2 separate regions of the Homo sapiens genome follow, and region 2 is linked to region 1. Evidence: read pairs that join two places in POLR2A ChIA-PET (ENCODE). Cell type or tissue: HepG2. All regions are shown on one strand. Links, peaks and the distances in the headings refer to the core of each region. The heading gives the core; the rest is flanking DNA.

Evidence for each region. Peaks named below come from ENCODE experiments on the same cell type or tissue, not always from the same donor. Only the 100,000 strongest peaks of a DNase experiment are listed, where the experiment ranks them.
Region 2: POLR2A ChIA-PET joins it to region 1 with 5 read pairs; 1 of 35 experiments calls an interaction of 5 or more read pairs at or near these places.

Annotation. Positions count from the first base shown.
Region 1 is chr17:42,394,836-42,400,747 of GRCh38, forward strand. No RefSeq gene overlaps it. Among named protein-coding and RNA genes, the nearest start is that of STAT3, 9.4 kb to the left of the region's middle. In HepG2, for the core only: no CTCF peak of the experiment used is centred there; a DNase peak (open chromatin) is centred at 3,746.
Region 2 is chr17:43,981,154-43,987,065 of GRCh38, forward strand. It overlaps a transcript of PYY not described here. Among named protein-coding and RNA genes, the nearest start is that of NAGS, 21 kb to the right of the region's middle. In HepG2, for the core only: a CTCF peak has its summit at 2,387 (motif pointing right); a DNase peak (open chromatin) is centred at 2,718; H3K4me3 peaks cover 1,374 bases; H3K27me3 peaks cover 3,699 bases.

The DNA.
Region 1 (5,912 bases), core at 850-5,849:
TGATGTTTTTTCCTGTATCGCTTAACACATCATTCATACCATGTCCTTCTTTTCTTCCAGTCAATTCTCATGGGGCTTTGGATACAGTTCTTCTTTATCTCATCTCCTTCAAGGCCCTGCCTACCCCACCTACATCTCTGCTGCCCACTAAATTCCAGCCAGTCCACTTCCCAGCTCAGGACCTTTGCATATGCTGTTCCTTTTCCTTCCCCGGCTTTGGCGTGGCTGTTTCCTTGTTACTCCAACAGACCTTGTCTAACCACTCCTATCTAAAGTTATTCACAGCCTGTTAATCCCTATTTCTATATCCTGTTTCCTGTGGAATTCATCACAGTTCTTTTCTATTTATTTAATTTTTTTTTTTTTTGAGACAGAGTCTCGCTCTGTAACCCAGGCTAGAGTGCAGTGGCAAGATGCTGGCTCACTGCAATCTCCATCTCCCGGGTTCAAGTGATTCTTCTGCATCAGCCTCCCGAGTAGCTGGGATTACAGGTGCCCACCACCATGTCCAACTAATTTTTGTGTTTTTAGTAGAGACGGGGTTTCACCATGTTGGCCAGGCTGGTCTCAAACTCCTGACCTCAGGTGATCTGCCTGTCTTGGCCTCCCAAAGTGCTGAGATTATAGGCATGAGCCATCGCACCCAGCCTTATTTTATTTTATTTTTTGAGATGGAGTCTCGCTCTATTGCCCAGGCTGGAGTGCAGTGGCATGATCTCGAGTACAGTGGCACAATCTCAGCTCACTGCAATCTCTGCCTCCCAGGTTCAAGCAATTCTCCTGCCTCAGCCTCCCAAGTAGCTAGGATTACAGGCGGACACCACCATGCCTGTCTAATTTTGTATTTTTAGTAGAGATGGGATTTCACCATGTTGGTCAGGCTGGTCTCCAACTCCCGATCTCAGATGATCTGCCCACCTCGGCCTCCCAAAGTGCTGAGATTACAGGCGTGAGCCACCGCGCCCGGCCTTATTTTGTTATTATTTTTTTTGAGACAGGGTCTCACTCTGTCACCCAGGCTGGAATGCAGTGGCATGATCTCAGCTCACTGCAACCTCTTCCTAACAGGCTTAAGAGATCCTTCCACCTAACCACCTGAATAGCTGGGACTACAGGTGCGCACCATCACCCCTGGCTAATTTTTCTATTTTTAGTAGAGACAGGGTTTGGCACCTCTCTCTGTCACCCAGGCAAGAGTGCAGTGGTGTGGTCATAGCTCACTGCAGCTTTGAACCCCTGGGCTCAAGGCATCCGCCAGCCTCACCCTCCCTAGTAGCTGGGATTACAGGTGTGTGCCACCATATCCAGCTCTGTTTATAGGGTTTCTCATCTATCTTTCTCTTTATACTGTTAGTTCCAGGAAGAGGTGTCTTCTCTGTTCCAGGCTCCCTTGACTCCCCAGTCAACATGCTGACATAATAGATGCTCAATAAATAATGAATGCATGGAAGTGCTCTTGATCCCGCCTCTCCCCTCTTTGAGTGTTCTCAATTCTCTTCTCCTTCCTGACCTTCTCCACTTGTTCTCTTCTTTCTGACTTGAAGATCCTTCCTCTCTCCTATACTGACCTTGCTATTTCCTCAAGTTACCCCCATCACTTCACATTCATTGCCCCATGTCCTCATCCCCACTTGCTCCATCAAGGTGGTTTCTGCCCTCTCTTGTTCATAGGACAGAGCTCTTGAAGGGCTACCAGGGACCTCCTCATCAACGTTGATATCTTTTTTTTTTTTTTTTTTGAGATGGAGTCTCGCTCTCTCGCCCAGGCTGGAGTGCAGTGGGGTGATCTCTGCTCACTGCAAGCTCCGCCTCCCAGGTTCACGCCATTCTCCTGTCTCAGCCTCCCGAGTAGCTGGTACTACAGGCACCTGCCACCACGCCCGGCTAGGTTTTTGTTTGTTTGTTTGTTTTGTATTTTTAGTAGAGACGGGATTTCACCGTATTAGCCAGGAGGGTCTCGATCTCCTGACCTCGTGATCTGCCCGCCTCGGCCTCCCAAACGTCAATATCTTATTAGTCATTTTACTTAACTTTGCGTTGAATCTAGAGCTGTTATCCTCCTCTTCCTTCCTACACATTCTCTCCTCCCTTGACCATCACAGCAGTTGATAGAAGCAATTGCATTAAATTGAGAGCTGAGGGGAGCTGAGGCGAGACATCCTGGCTCTGACACAGAAGAAGCTGTGCAACCTTGGGCTAGCTCCTTAACCTCTTTGAACCTCAGCATCCTCATCTGCAAATAGAGAACATAATTCTAACTTTAGTGAATTTGCATTAAAGTGTTTTTTGTTGGAAGATACTCTCCAGCTGACCATGCAGCATAGCAGATAAGAGTCAGGTCCTAAGCCAGGTGCAGTGGCTCACACCTGTAATCCCAGCACTTTAGGAGGCTGAGGCGGGCGAATCACCTGAGGTCGGGAGTTTGAGACCAGCAAGACCAACATGGAGAAACCCTGTCTCTACTAAAAACACGAAATTAGCTGGGTGTGGTGGCGCATGCCTGTAATCCCAGCACTTTGGGAGGCCAAGACAGGCTGATCAACCTGAAGTCAGGAGTTCAAGATCAGCCTGGCCAACATGGTGAAACCCTGTCTCTATTATAAATATACAAAATTAGCCGGGCATGGTGGTGTGTACCTGTAATCCCAGCTACTTGGGAGGCTGAGGCAGGAGAATCGCTTGAACCCAGGAGGCAGAGGTTGCAGTGAGCTGAGATCATGCCATTGGACTCCAGCCTAGGCAACAAGAGCGAAACTCCATCACAAAGAAGAAAAACAAAAAACAAGAGCCCTTTTAGTTCTAGCACACCAAAATTCTTTTTTTTTTCTTTTTCTTTGTCTTTTTTTTTTTTTTTTTTTTTTTAGCTAGAGTTTCGCTCTTTTTGCCCAGGCTGGAGTGCAATGGTGCAATCTTGGCTCACTACAACCTCCACCTCCTGGGGTTCAAGGGTTTCTCCTGCCTCAGCCTCCCGAGTAGCCGGGATTACAGGCATGTGCCACCACGCCCGGCTAATTTTGTATTTTTAGTAGAGATGGGGTTTCTCCATGTTGGTCAGGCTGGTCTTGAACTCCCAACCTCAGGTGATCCGCCTGCCTTGGCCTCCCAAAGTGCTGGGATTACAGGCTTGAACTACCGCACCCAGCCTCACACCATAATTCTATAATTATTAATCAAGCCTTCAGCCCTATGCCTTTCTGCTTTCACGCTGTTCGTTTTGCCTGAAGAACCTCCCTGCCCCGTATCACTGCTTGCATTTCATTCACACGTATTGTGTACCTGCCTAGCTCACAGGTCCTCTTTTCCTGGGAGTTTCCCCTCCTCCCTGCAATCAGACACTGAAATGGGTCCCTTCAGCCACATCTGTATTATATGATCCTGTCCTCCTGGCCTTTGATTATTTATTTTTTGTTTATTTATTTATTTATTTTGAGACGGAGTCTCATTCTGCCAGGCTGGAGTACAGTGGCGCCATCTCAGCTCACTGCAACCTCTGCCTCCCGAGTAGCTTGGATTACAGGCGCTCACCACCACGCCCGGCTAATTTTTGTATTTTTAGTAGAGACGGGGGTTTCACCATCTTGGCCAGGCTGATCTTGAACTCCTGACCTCGTGATCCACCTGACTTGGCCTCCCAAAGTGCTGGGATTACAGGCCTGAGCCACTGTGCCTGGCGGGCGTTATTAAACTCAGGGCAAACACTAATGTGAACTAGCTTACTCAGAGTCTCTCTGTCAGGAATTTGGAATGTTGAAATAGAAAGGCACAGAGCCTGGGAGCCCTTAGAGCTGAGTTCCATTAATATCAGCACTCAGGGAGCACTCCCTCTGCAGAAGTCCCTGGAAATCCCCTGATTCCTACTCTTTCACTAAGTAACATAAACCACTATAATTGTGTTTGAGACACTTTTAGGTTCTGGTGACACAAATATCAAGTAAAATGCTGCCTCTGGCCTCCAACAGTTATCTATTGAAATCCTGCCCATGTTTAGAATCACAGCTGAAAAGCTCCCTTCTTCCTTTAAGTTTTCTCATATTCCCCAAGCAGGATTAACCCTTCTCCAGGGTATTGTCATTGCACTTTGCTTTACTTCTCTTACCTTAAGTCATGTCTTTGAGCTTGTATTTACTTATGATGTATTTGTTTGTTTGATGCCTTGAAGATCTTTCTGGATATTATTGTGTTCGTGCAAAGGTAATTGTCGTTTTTGTCAAAGTAATGGCAAAACCCACAATTACTTTTGCAACAACCTAATAATATTTATTTATTTAAACATTTTTGTAGAGATGGGGTCTTGCTGTGTTGCCCACAGTCATCTCAAACTCGTGTACTCAAACAATCCTCCCTCCTCAGCCTCCCACAGTGCTGGGATTACAGGTGTGAGCCACCGTGCCAGGCCACTTTGAGCTATTTTGAACAGCTGCCTCTCCCACTAATTGCAAACCCTTTAAAATTAAGGACTAGATCTGGCTGTCTTTTTAAGTCTCTCAGCTCCTGGCACAGAATCACAAACAGATCATTTGGAAAGACCATCTGTTGTTTTGTCTGCCCATCTTTCTCTCTCTTTTTTTCCCCCTCCTTAAAAAATAAATGAATAAATAGGCCAGGCTCTGTGGCTCATGCCTGTAATTCTAGCACTTTGGGAGGCCCAGGTGGGTGGATCATTTGAGGTCAGGGGTTCAAGACCAGTCTTGCCAACATGGAGAAACCGCATTTCTACTAAAAATACAAAAATTATCTGGAAATGGTGGTGGGCACCTGTAATCCCAGCTACTTGGGAGGCTGAGGCAGGAGAATTGCTTGAACCCGGGAGACAGAGGTTGCAGTGAGCCAAGATTGCAATGCTGCACCAGCCTGGGTGAGAGTAAGGCTCTGTCTAAAATAAAATAATAAAAAAATAGAGACAGGGTATTGCTTTGTCACCCAGACTGGAGTGCAATGGTTTGGGTCATAGCTCACTGCAGCCTGGAACTTCTGGGCTCAAGCAATCCTCCTACCTCAGCCTCCTGAATAGCTGGGACTACAGGCACACAACATCCTGCCTGGCTAATTTTTGTATTTTTTGTGGAAAAAGGATCTTATTATATTGCCCAAGCTGATCTCGAAGTCATGGGCTCAAGCTATCCTCTTGCCACAAACTCCAAAAGTGCTGGGATTACAGGCAGGCGCCACTGCACCCAGCCTCCCTTTTCTATTGGTAACTATATCCCTGTTTTCCTTTGAGAAAACAGCCCTCCTTCACTTGTGATTGTTAAGTTTAGGTGTCAATTTGACTAGATTAAGGAATACTTATGAGGTGTTTCCAGAAGAGATTAGCATGTGAATGTGAAGGGAGGAAGTGGGGAAGATCTGCCCTCAATGTGGGCAGGCACCACCCAATCAGCTCCCCCTAACCCACCATAGAACAAAAAACAGAGAAATAGCTGCGTTGGTCTCTCTCCTGGAGCTGAGATACTCTCCTCTTCTCCTGCCATGGACATCAGAACTCCAGCCTCTCTGGCCTTTGGACTCCAGCACTTACTTATACCAGTGGCCTCCTGGGTTCTCAGGCCTTTGGCCTCGGGGTGAGAGTTACACCGTCAGCTTCCCTGATTCTGAGGCTTTCAGAGTTGGACTGAGCCAAGCTATGGCATCCCAGGGTCTCCAGGTTGCAGATGGCTCGCCGTGGGACTTCTTAGCCTACATAATCAAATAAGCCAATTCCCCCAATAAATTCCCTCTCCTCTATCTACCTATCCATCCATCCTATTGGTTCTGTCTCTCTGAAGAGCCCTGATTAATACTACTCTTAATTCCACATTTCAGGTGGGTTCTACAAGTGATCACATGACCTGTGTTTGGTCAGAGCCATAGTGATTTGGATATGTGACCTATCAGGGTATGACAGCTGAGATTCTGGCTGGACAAATCTGGAA
Region 2 (5,912 bases), core at 515-5,514, 1.6 Mb after region 1:
GACCATGCCTGGCCGAGCAGAACATTCTTGGAAGTGTCTTTTGGTGAACATATATACACACGTCTGTTGAGTATATACACCTAGGAGTTGAATTGCTGGGTTATAGGGTGTGTATGTGTTGCACTTTAGCAGATATGGCCAATTTCCTGAAGTGGTTGTACCAATGTACACTCCCATCAACACAGTATGAGACCTGGTTATACCATATCCTCACCAATACTTGGCATCATGTTTGTCTTTTCATTTTAGTCATTCTGGTGGATGGGTGGTGGTATCTCACTGTGGCTTTAATTTGCATTTTCCTGATGATTGATTAAAAGAGCATCTTTTCATGGTTTTGTTTGTTTGTTTTTTTTTTGACAGTCTCACTCTGTCGCCCAGGCTGGAGTGTAATGGCGTGATCTCAGCTCACTGCAACCTCTGCCTCCCAGGTTCAAGCAATTCTCCTACCTCAGCCTTCCAAGTAGCTGGGATTACAGGTGCACGCCACCATGCCCAGCTAATTTTTGTATTTTTAGTAGAGACGGGGTTTCACCATGTTGGCCAGGTTGGTCTCGAACTCCTGACCTCGTGATCCGCCCACCTCGGCCTCCGAAAGTGCTGGCATTACAGGCATGAGCCACCATGCTGGGCCCTTTTCATGTTTATTAACCATTTGGTTATCCTCTGTTGTGAATTGTCTGACCAAGCCTTTTGCCCATTTTTCTTTTGAATTGTCCACCTTTTCTTTTTAATTTGTAAACATTCTATTTATTTTTTGGAAATAAGTCCCTTACAAATATCTTCTCCCATCCTGTAGCGTGCCTTTCCATTCTCTTAATGGTATGATCAATATAGTCCAATGTATCACTTTCCATAAACATTTTAAATCAGTAGCCAGAATATATGCATCCTCCTAGCAATTAGATCAAATTGCCTCTTCATGGACAACTTCTTAGCTCTGCGCAGCTCTGCCCAGGGGAGCTCTCCAGAGCCCTGCCTACCTGCATATTAGACCCACACTCTCACCCATACACATCACCCCCCAACTCTGAATGACAGGTCAGTACCAGCTAGTAAGCACCCCCATTTCAGAGTGGATGGATTGGGAATCCCATCTCTGAGAGTGTCAGGCCGGCAGGAGAAGCCACCTCAGAAGTCTGGAGTGAGGCTAGGATGGGGCAAAAACACTTGTATATGTGTGAGTCAGTGAGTGTGCTTCCTCATGCATGGCCCTGAATGCCTGTGTGCATTTTTGTAAGAGGAGTCTCCTCTACTGATTGAGGAAGGACAGTACACACTCATGTACGCCACTTAACTACAGTGTGAACCATGCCCCTAGATGTGATGCTCTTGTGCAGTGCACAAACTGAACACTTGTACTTGGTAGGCTTGCTTACAGGCAGAGTCAGGCAAAAGCCAGAGAAGGGTTTAGCTAAGGTTGTGGTAGAAGCAGGGGGACTAGCAGGGGCTGGGGGGAAAGCAGGTTAAGGCACGTGGAAGGAACAGTCGTGACTGGACAGAACCCAACAGGACTGGACAAAATCTTTCAAGCTCATGAAATGTCATCAAGACTTGTGCCTGAAGATGGGTCAGGCTGGATTCTGTGCTCAACTGGCTGCCTGAGCCTGATGCCTGTGTTCAGTCTGTGTTCAACGGGCTGCTCCAGGCTGGGGACAGCTGCTCATTTTGTCCTGGATAAGAGGGTTTCTTCTTCAGATGACCTTTGGTAAGGGGTGTTCTAAGGAGAAGGAGGAAAGTGGTGGCCCCAAGTCTGTAGCCTCCAGCAGCCAATTGGGGTGCCAAAGGCAGCTGGAGGCCGGGCGTGGTGGTTCATGCTTGTAATCCCAACACTTTGGGAGGCCAAGGTGGGCGAATCACCTGAGATTGGGAGTTCAAGACCAGCCTGGCCAACATGGTGAAACCCCGTCTCTACTAAAAATATAAAAATGAGCCGGGTGTGGTGGTGCACGCTTGTAATCCCAGCTACTTGGGTGGCTGAGGCAGGAGAATTGCTTGAACCCAGGAGGCAGAGGTTGCAGTGGGCCAAGGTCACGCCATTGCACTCCAGCCTGGGTGACAGCGAGATGCTGTCTTAAAACAAACAAACAAAAAACAACAACAACAACAACAACAAAAACGCAGCTGGAGTAGGAGACAGGGACAAGGAGGGTTTTGGGGGTGGAGCTGATGCCCTGAGATAAGGGAAGCAGTAAAGGGGTGCTGGGTGGCCCTCCAGTGGCTCTCCTACCGCGGGCCCTACCTGATGGAGCCCCAGCTCTGGGGCCTGCTCAGTGCCCCAAAGACCCAGTCCTGCTGAGAACGGGAAGCTGGAGCCTCTTCTGGGAACTCAGGGATCTGGGTGCCTGTTCCCAAGGGGAGAATGAGAACTGTTAGGCAGCAGCCTGGCTACAGGGGGCACTGCAGGGATGAGGACCATGCCCTGGGGGCTCCCTCAAGGACCCCAAGCACACGTGTCATAGGCATAGCCCCTCAGATACCACTAGCTCACCCACTGCCCTCATTCAACAAGCTCAGACACCCAACGCTCCCCGGGGCCGGGTCTTAGGCGCACATTGGCTCGCGGTGCACGTCCACTCTCCTGTAGGCTCGTGCCCTTGACATATCCGGGGCTGTCACAGTCCCATGCCCCGACCCCGACCCCGCGCGAGTCTGCTTGATGACGTCGCTGTCGCACCCCACCGGCCTCCCCGGGTCCTCCCCAGGCGCGCGCAGGGGCCGCGTGTCCGGTGCCGGCCGGGCTGAGTGTTCCGAGGCGAGCGGCTGCTGTTTGCGCAGCTAAGTGGCGTCTGTGTACCCAGCGGGGCGCAGCGGTCGCGCGCTTATCTCCCGCAAACACCGCGCCCGGATCCGCCGGAACCACGGCCGCGCCGCCCCATTTGCACGCCCCGGCCGCCGGAGGCCCTTATCGCCCGCGTTTATCGGGCCATCGCTGATAAGAAACCGAGGGGGCGGCGGGGCGGCCCCTCTCCTTGGATCCAAGAAGCGATGGGGTCGCTGTTAGGGGGGGCGCCAGCCCCGGGGATGCGGGGAGCCTTCGCAGCCTCCGGGTCAGCCCTGCTCCTTTCCCCTCTGCGCGGCCGGGATGTGGCCTCGGCCTGGCCGAACCCGGTGCCCTGTCGGTCCTGGCCTCCTTTTCCTTGTGGCCCTCTACACAGCCAGGGCCCCACCTCTTGACCTGGATTCACAGCAGGTGGGAGCAGGAGGCTCCTCGGGAATTCCTAAACACAGCTACCATCGACACCACCCATAATAACCAATAATTATAATAATATCTAACTGAACTGGGGCGCGGGCCTGCCTGAGAAGCATGACTGCCATCTGCTTTCATTTTCCCAACTATTCCGTGAGGGACGCACTGTTTCCCCCATTTCGCAGAGGTGGAAACCGCTTACTTAGAGAGGCTGGAAACCTTAGGGCTTGCAGCTGGCCAGTGGCCGGGTAGGGATTTGAAACTGGGTCTGTCTGAACCCAGAGTCTGCACTTGCCTCCTAAGACACCAGCGTGTTAGCCCCACCTCCTCCTTTACAGGCGAATAAAGGGACGCAGCCTGGAAGGCCCATACCAGGCAGTCCTCTGCACTGCCACATCTATGCCCTGCCCAATGCATCTGGGTGTCAGGCACCAGTCAGCTCTGAGGTTATTGAAATTGATCATCTAAATCTACACCAGGGCTTGAGCGGCTGATTAAATCTCGATTTTGCTCTTAATTAAATCCTGCCTGGTTGTATGAGATGGTGGAACTGGGCATGACTTTGTCTGTTTCTCTTCTAAAGTTGTAGAAAAGTTGTTATATAACTTTTATAATGAAAAAGGAAAGGCTCTTCTAAATATACAAACAAAAGAAATATAAAGGAAAGGTTTATAAATTTGACGACATTAAAATGTAATAGTTCTCTGTATAATAAAAAACTAAATTAAAAGGCAACTCTCAAAATTAAGAAAACATATTCACAACGTATACAACCAAAGAAGCACTAAGATCTGGAATACATGAAGAGTACCTACAAGTAATGAGAAAATGACAGAGACTCCCACTTGTTTTCATTTTTTATTTTTTTATTTATAAATACATGAAACAAGATCTTGCTCTGTCACCCAAGCTGAAGTGCAGTGGCGTGATCATAGCTCATTGCAACCTCAATTTCCTAGGCTCAAGCAATCCTCCCACCTCAGCCTCCTGAGTAGCTGGGACTACAGGTGCATACCACCCCACCCAGCTATTTTTTAATTTTTGTAGATACGGGGTCTCACTATACTCATAGACCAGGCTGGTCTGGAACTCTTGTCCTCAAGAGATCCTCGGCCTCAGCCTCCCAAAGTGTAGCCACAGAGATGTTTTTAAATGACAATGTCCAAGGCTGCCTGGGCCATGGCAAGTTCCCTCACAACACAGTAACACCCTCACTGGTGAGACTGTAACAGGCCTCACAGGAGGCTGGGTTAGGGTAAATGTACCTATCCTTCAATCCAAGGCTTCCATGTTTGTGAATGTAACCAATGGATATATCCAGAGATAGCACAAGGCTATTCATCAATGTGATGAACAGTAGCACACACACAAAATAGGAAACAGCACAAATTTCCAAATTTGTTCCATGAACAAATTATAGTATAAATGAGGTGTAATATTCCAATGGAATCATTAAAAATCATGTTTTGGAAAAATGTTAAATGACATGGAAATATTTATGAAATATGATTTTATGGGGGAAAGCAGAATACAAAAAAATACCTATATATAATAATTCCAATTTCGTAAAATATATGTCTATACACAGGAAGAAAAGTCTGTAGAGGTATTCTATATATGAAAATGTTGGCCAGGCGCGGTGGCTCACGCCTGTAATCCCAGCACTTTGGGAGGCTGAAGTGGGCGGATCACCTGAGGTCAGGATTTTAAGACTACTAGCCTGACCAACATGGTGAAACCCCGTCTCTACTATAAATACCAAATTAGTCGGATGTAGTGGTGCATGCCTGTAATCCCAGCTACCTGGGAGGCTGAGGCAGGAGAATTGCTTAAACCCGGGAGGCGGGGGTTGCAGTGAGCCGAGATCATGCCATTCATTGCACTCCAGCCTGGGCAACAAGAGCAAAACTCTGTCTCAAAAAAAAAGAAAAGAAAAGAGAGAGAGGGTGAGCGTCTAGGTCTTTCTTTCCTGAACACGTCGTGCCCATATGCCTGTTCAAGACAGATGGCATGGAGTGTGCCTGAGAGGTCAATGCCTGTTGCTCTCCATGGTTCACCCCAAGACTGGGTCATGTGGCTTCCTGTGCACCCCAAGACTGGGTCATGTGGCTTCCTGTGCACCCCAAGGTTCTGTAGCCTTGCAGCTTAAAGGAAAGGAGTTTGAATATTGTGGCACCAGACAAGCCTGAACTGAAATTCCAGCTCTACAGCCCACTGATTTTCAGCAAGCCACTTTGCCTTCCCAAGCCCTGGTTTCCTCATCTGTAAATGGAAAGAACAATAATAGCCTTGCAAGGTCATGTAAGGACCACAGATATTGGGGAAAAAAACACAGAGCAGGGGTTCATTATACCCTTCCCAGGGCTGCTGTCTGCCTCAGGACTCAGAAACCAGGAGCCACCGTCAGCGCAGCCTGCGTGTTCCTGCCCTCTGCCCACATACCTGCTGACACGTGGATTCTCAACACCAGCTGTCACAAACTATTTTTGGGATCCCAACTCTAACTATCATCCCAGTTTTGTTGCATGATAAGCACACTGCTAAGCATTTTACATTTAATCCCACAGCAATCCTATGAGGTTCACATTATTAGCTCCACATTACTCATAGGGAAACTGAGGCTCAGAGAGATTATGCGACCTGCCCAAGTTCCTACAGCAAGTCAACGGCAACACCAGGGCTCAGCTCAGGCCGGTCTGGCCCTGGCCTCATGAAGCCA